2 separate regions of the Mus musculus genome follow, and region 1 is linked to region 2. A link is a loop called in an ENCODE intact Hi-C map of the cell type or tissue named here. Cell type or tissue: heart. All regions are shown on one strand. Each heading gives the region's core, and the rest is flanking DNA. Links, peaks and the distances in the headings are about the cores only. Region 1 overlaps 6030407O03Rik (RIKEN cDNA 6030407O03 gene). Region 2 overlaps Gm39663 (a long non-coding RNA gene).

Region 1 (2,912 bases), core at 117-2,616, 900 kb after region 2:
ATCTCAGATCTCTAGTCCTAAGGGTTTGTGTCTCATTTATACTTCCTGGAAAGTGTGAGGAACTGATTCCAAATGAGCAACTGGCAAAGAATAAGATGTCAAGTACAGTGTGGCCTCCATCTCTCAACCTGACCCTCCTGGGGTGCCCAGTGATAGCGTCTCTGCAAAAAAGCATGCTTTTTCTAGGCCCTTCATCTGCCACTTCTAACATGGCTACCTTGCTACAGTGCCCACAGCAGCATCTACAGGAGCAAAGCTCTCAGATAAAGCCTGTGAGGAGGTCTCTAGCCTCGTTGTGGTACCAGCCCTGAGTTTTATTTCCACCTAGATACACATGACTTAATGGTGAACACCTCTGAACATGCAGTGTTTTGTCATCTTGGAACTGGCCAAGATGGCAGTGGAGGTCTGTAGAGTTTCATCTGCTGAGAAGGAGGAAGGGTAAAGGGATACCCTGGGGGAGGTGGGGCTGGATTCTGAGCAGTAGTGAGATCCAAGGAGCCAACAAGCTGCATGGCTCAGGGAAGTGCAACCAAGGGGAGGAAGCTGAAGCTGATTTCTGAGTCCCATAAATTGATCACAGTTGACAAACACACCAAAGGGCTAAATGTTTTCTACACATGTCTACTACATCCTCCCAGCAAAGCTGTGAAATGGGGTTTAGGACACAGCCAGAAACAAGCTGAAATACCTTTGTAAATGTGTTCAGGTCATAACTGCTGAAACACAGAAACAGGACCTGAGGTTCATGCGTCCAGGCCAACACCTGTCTTGTGGTACCAGTGGTACTATTCCCAGGACTACCAACCAAAGTGAGGTGTATTCAAAGGCTCCAGAAGTGTTCCCAAGGTGTATGGTGAGCAATGAAAAGCAAAGTTCTACATTACATGGGAAAGTGGATCACTGGGTTTCAACCAGGAATTACTTTTTCCTCTAAGAAATAGATGATCATAACTGGAGACTGCTGATTGTCACAAATCAGGGAGTCTTGTTTGAATCTAACGGAAAGTCCAGTTAGCTGTTGGTTACCTCCAAGTTGTATCAGGACTATACCCTGGAGGCTAGCTTGCCACGCTAGTCTCTGTAGTTCACAGGCTCTGCAGCTGGTAGGACTATTGACTGCTTTTCTCCTTTAGCAGCTTACACTCCACCTTCACATACTATGAGGGCCAGTCTCAGGAAGGAGTTTACCAGATCAATTCCATCTTGATTCCTCTAAATCCCATGTCTGAAGTATTTGGTGTCTTCAACAACAGGGACTTACCTTCACTAGGAATGAGGTTGCCAGTCAGTAGGTTATCCAATGCTTAGCGGTCAAACCTAAACACATACATGCAAGCAACACTAAATGGACTCAATGTGTTGTATTTGCCTCTCTGTGTGTATATGAATGTGTGTGCACATGCGTGTGCATACATGTGTAACAATAAGAGCTAAAGAAGAGAGCATGAATTTGGTAGCCAGTGGACACAGGGGAATTAGAATGGGAAGAACAAGAGATGGAAAAGGAAAAAGAATCTAAAAGACAACTAGAGATGCTGCTGAAAATCTCCCCACACACAGGACCACATTGGTGTTAAGGCATCATCAGGCATAGAATATGCACAGTCCTAAGGCCAAGAAAACCCTGGCCTTAGTGGTCTGAAGATCCCTATAGAGTGAGAATTAGAGGCTTTGATTTGTCTTCTTTTACTCACAGGTAGGATTCAAGTTTACCCCCCCCCCCAAAGTTTCTCAGAGCAGGGTCACAGGGGCAACAAGGATGCCACATGTCACCAGGACCTTTTCAAAGCCCGCCCCATTGACATGGCAGAGCCTGGAAGAGAGTAAATGAATCTGACCTCTACATCCCACACCCATATCTGGACTTTCAAGATGAATCTGGAGCCAGGAAATGAAGCCATCTGGAGAGTCCCAAGGATGGGGACTCTAGAGAGCTCCAGAAGAAGAGGTAAGACTGAGAGGAATCCTTCAGCTCCATGGAAATGGTCTCAAAGAATACCCTTTAAAAAACAAATTCTCTGACTTTTCAGTTCCCAGGAAAGCAGTTCTCAGGCCACTTTGCTCAGCCACTAATTCATCAAGCTTCTAGAATCCACATATCCCAGCCGCTAATGGAAACAGTGAGTCTTTCAATTATTCTGTGTGTTTTCCACAAAAGGTCCTTGGCATGTTCTGGTTTTCAAAGAGGGACTTTTTTTCCCCCTCTCTCACTAATTTTGATTTCTTTTAGGTAACTTGAATGGAAATTAAATTTTAAATTACATTTTCAATGAATATCGTTTATAGTTCTGCTTGATTTTGAGTAGTTGTTTAAAGGTAATTTATTTTAGTTAAATTAAGAGCTAATTGGAAATATTTATCAACTTCACAGCTGGAAATGGCAGAACCAAAATGAGAATGGGATCTGAGCATGCCCAGAAGAGAGTCTCCACCCTGAGGGAGAGCCCATTAGAAACAGGAGAAAGACGCAGAATTGCTTTTAAAACATGACTAGAGTAATAAACCAGAGTAAAGTGGCAGTGGGAAAGAATGCTAAAAATTCACCTAGCGCGGTGACACTAATCCCTAACTACATTCTTAATATTTGCACTTAAACCCACTGGTGACTATACTCCCTCTTCACCCTCATGAAGGAAGCTTCTCTTCGCAACAGGCAGAAAACCACAACCAACAAAATGCAGTGGTTGCCAGTACCAAATGATATATCTGTAACCCAAGTCCTGTGCCTAAGGTTCAGGACACATTGGGGTAAAGACGATGAGGAGATTGTACGAGCGAAAGGAACAAGGAGTTTGCCCTGAGATTGGGACTCTGAGAAATGCCAGAAGCCACACTCATGAAGCCTCACTAACATGGCTGTCTATGCATGTGAGGAACAGGGACAACACCAACAGACATGCTGATGTAGA
Region 2 (2,912 bases), core at 273-2,772:
AGACAGGACAGGGGACTTCCATTTGTGGAACACCCCTAGGTTCCTCTGCATGGTTAGCTACCTCCAAGCTTCCTAGCGCAGTGCTCTTGAATCTTGGTGAAGCTATCACTGAGTAAGTATGATGGGGGCAGGGAGAGATGTGACTGGACAAAGGGGCTGTGGGAGCCTGGGTGGAGAGGCCAGCCCTGCCTGTGCAGTTTCCGTAGCCCCGTGCTGCATTTGTTCCATGCACCTAGACTCCCACTCAGGCTCTTCTGGCCTGCCGTCAGACACAGCGAGTCAGGTCACTTCTCGGTACACACCTCTGAGACAAGAAGGAGGGGCAGATTAGGGCTTCCCCCCACACTTGGAAAGAAAAACCCTACTTTCTTTTCCCATACCTAACGAGGGAGTTGTGAGCCAAGAACCATAAAATAAAATATATACCATGATGTCACAATGACGATAATTTTGAGGATTTGAAAAATTACTTCCTTCTTTTCTGGCGTTACAAGATGTTCCAGGTCATCCATAGACTTGTTTATAGAGTTCTGGTAGGGTCAAATATCTCTACAAGAAACCCTTGTTTTATTAGTAGTACTCAAAAATAGAGATTTGAGTTGCTATTAGGATATCAACTTACATTTTATTTTATTTGTCTTGGTTTTAAAAAAAAAACTATAATTTCTTACAGCCTTAGTTGGCCTTGAACTTACTTCGTGGCTAAGGCTGGCATTGAAATCCTGATCTGCGTTTGTCTCTCCCAAGTGCTAGGGTTACAGCTTACAGGTCTGTTTGGCTAGTTACATTTGAAACTTCCTGACAGCGTTTAGAATACCCATGCTCCCTAGTTCTCCTTAGCTTCCTCATAATTCCCATCAAAACTAACTGGTGACCTCACCGGAGTCCCTAAAAGGTCTTTTAGTTTTTCTTCGAATCTTTGCCTGTAACGCTGTCTAAATCCTTCCCGTCCTTAAGGCCTGGATCTTGTCTTTCCACCACAACCATCCTCAAGCTTTGTTGGCCCCGCCCCGAGTCTCTGAAGATTCACATGTAATCGAAGGCTACACAGAACTTGACCAACATGAAGATGGGATGAGAAAGGGACCACCGCGTGCATCATCTCTCACCTTCATCTTTTTCTAAAACTCAGCTTAGTGGTTGGTACCCATTTGGAGCAACCACTGGGATCTATTGGGGTTTCTCTGTATTTTTATGGTTCTGGCGATACTGTCTTCTGCTTTGAGCTTTGTGGTTCATGGTTCAGTGCTATGCTTGGGTGCAGAAGTCATGCAGGGCTGCAGCTGAGCACGACTGTGAACATTGGCTGTCGTCACCATCATACTAGCCCAGACCCTCACTGTGGTTTTAAAATAGGGAAACTGAGATTCAGGGAAGGAAAAAACAAAACAAAAACAAAAAAAAAACAAAAAAACAAAAAAACAAAAAAAAAAACCCTCATGGCTTCTAGAGAGTGTTGGTTCTGGAGGAATGTTTTCATTTCAGGTTCAGTGGTCCTTCTGCTGCTGTGGAAGGGCTTATATGAAAAAAAAATGTGAGCTGGAGAGAGGGCTCAGCAGTTAAGAGCACTGACTGATCTTCCGGAGGTCCTGAGTTCAAGTCCCAGCAACCACATGGTGACTCACAACCATCCGTAATGAGATCTGATGCTCTCTTCTGGTGTGTCTGAAGACAGCTACAGTGTAGTCATACATCATATATAAAACAAATAGATAAAATCGAAAGAAAGAAAGAAAGAAAGAAAGAAAGAAAGAAAGAAAGAAAGAAAGAAAAAAGGGAGGGAGGGAGGGAGGGAGGGAAGGAAGGAAGGAGGAAAGGAAGGAGGGAAGGAAGGAAGGAAGAAAGGAAGGAGGGAAGGAAGGAAGGAAGGAAGGAAGGAAGGAAGGAAGGAAGGAAGGAAGGAAGGAAGGAAGGGTATCATCTCTGTCCTGTAGCCACACAGGTACCCGATGGCATTATGCTAGAAGACACAGTTCACCAGGAAAGACTTAAGAAACCAATGAAAACCAGCACTGAGAGTCTAGTTCCACTCTCAACAGTCATTTGACCTCCAGGTGACTTTTCAGAGTCTCAGTTTTCCTATCTGTAAAATGGGCCTAGGTGTGCTTTGAGGCTTTAATGAAAGCATGGAAATGAAGTCACATGGAGCATGGCAAGTCTGTACTGAGTCCTCAGCCTCTGTTTGGGGACCCGGCTTGCCTGGGGTCACTGTGTAGCTCCTAAAACAGTTTAGGAAGGTCAACCTTACTCTCATTTACTTTGTATCTCCACAGAGCTGGACACACACGAGTCCTTAAAAGCCCTAACTAGATGAAAGAATGCCACAAAGGGTGGAGTCTGCTTTTTGGACTCACCCTGAAGACAGACAGTGGAGAGGCCCAGTGTGTTCCACATCGGCACAGTATATATTTATCTGTAGAAGGCCAGCTCTGAGCAGGTGTGCCTGTCAGAACACCTGAGCTAACCTTTCGCTCTCCATATGAGGAGACCGAGGACCACAGTGAGGAGGGCTCTGCTGAGGTGGGGCTCTGCCCAGCGGTCAGGGTGGAGGCTGGATTGACGGCCCAGAGCCTGGAGGTCCTTTGCTTTCAACATCCCCAGCTTGCCTGTCCCTGCCTGGAGCCCGGGCATGTCTACAGCTGAACAAGATGTGGCAGGAAAGCGTGAGTAAGGGGACAAAGGAATTCATGAAGCTAAGCCGGCTCCTTGCACTAAATCCCTTTGCCCTTGCTTCTAGACTTGCTCCAGCCTGCCGTACCTCCTCTACAAAGGCTGGTGGCTTCCCTCAGCAATGCCTTCAGAACCCCCTTGGGAACTAGTGACAGCAGCAAATTAGAGATGGTTGAGCATGCGTACAGAAGTCTGCATCCCCACACCAGGACCTACTGTGGAGAACATGTGTGCCCCTCTAG

What was found. A loop is a pair of places that touch in the nucleus more often than their neighbours do. Peaks named below come from ENCODE experiments on the same cell type or tissue, not always from the same donor. Only the 100,000 strongest peaks of a DNase experiment are listed, where the experiment ranks them.
Region 1: it touches region 2 in a loop (5-fold over the local background); 2 of 42 quality-filtered maps call a loop at or near these places.

What each region holds. Positions count from the first base shown.
Region 1 is chr1:73,626,285-73,629,196 of GRCm38, forward strand. The region is part of intron 7 of 6030407O03Rik (RIKEN cDNA 6030407O03 gene); the gene reads right to left. Among named protein-coding and RNA genes, the nearest start is that of C530043A13Rik, 98 kb to the left of the region's middle. In heart, for the core only: no CTCF peak of the experiment used is centred there; no DNase peak of the experiment used is centred there.
Region 2 is chr1:72,730,764-72,733,675 of GRCm38, forward strand. All of the region lies in intron 1 of Gm39663 (a long non-coding RNA gene), which reads right to left. Among named protein-coding and RNA genes, the nearest start is that of Gm39663, 5.6 kb to the right of the region's middle. In heart, for the core only: no CTCF peak of the experiment used is centred there; no DNase peak of the experiment used is centred there.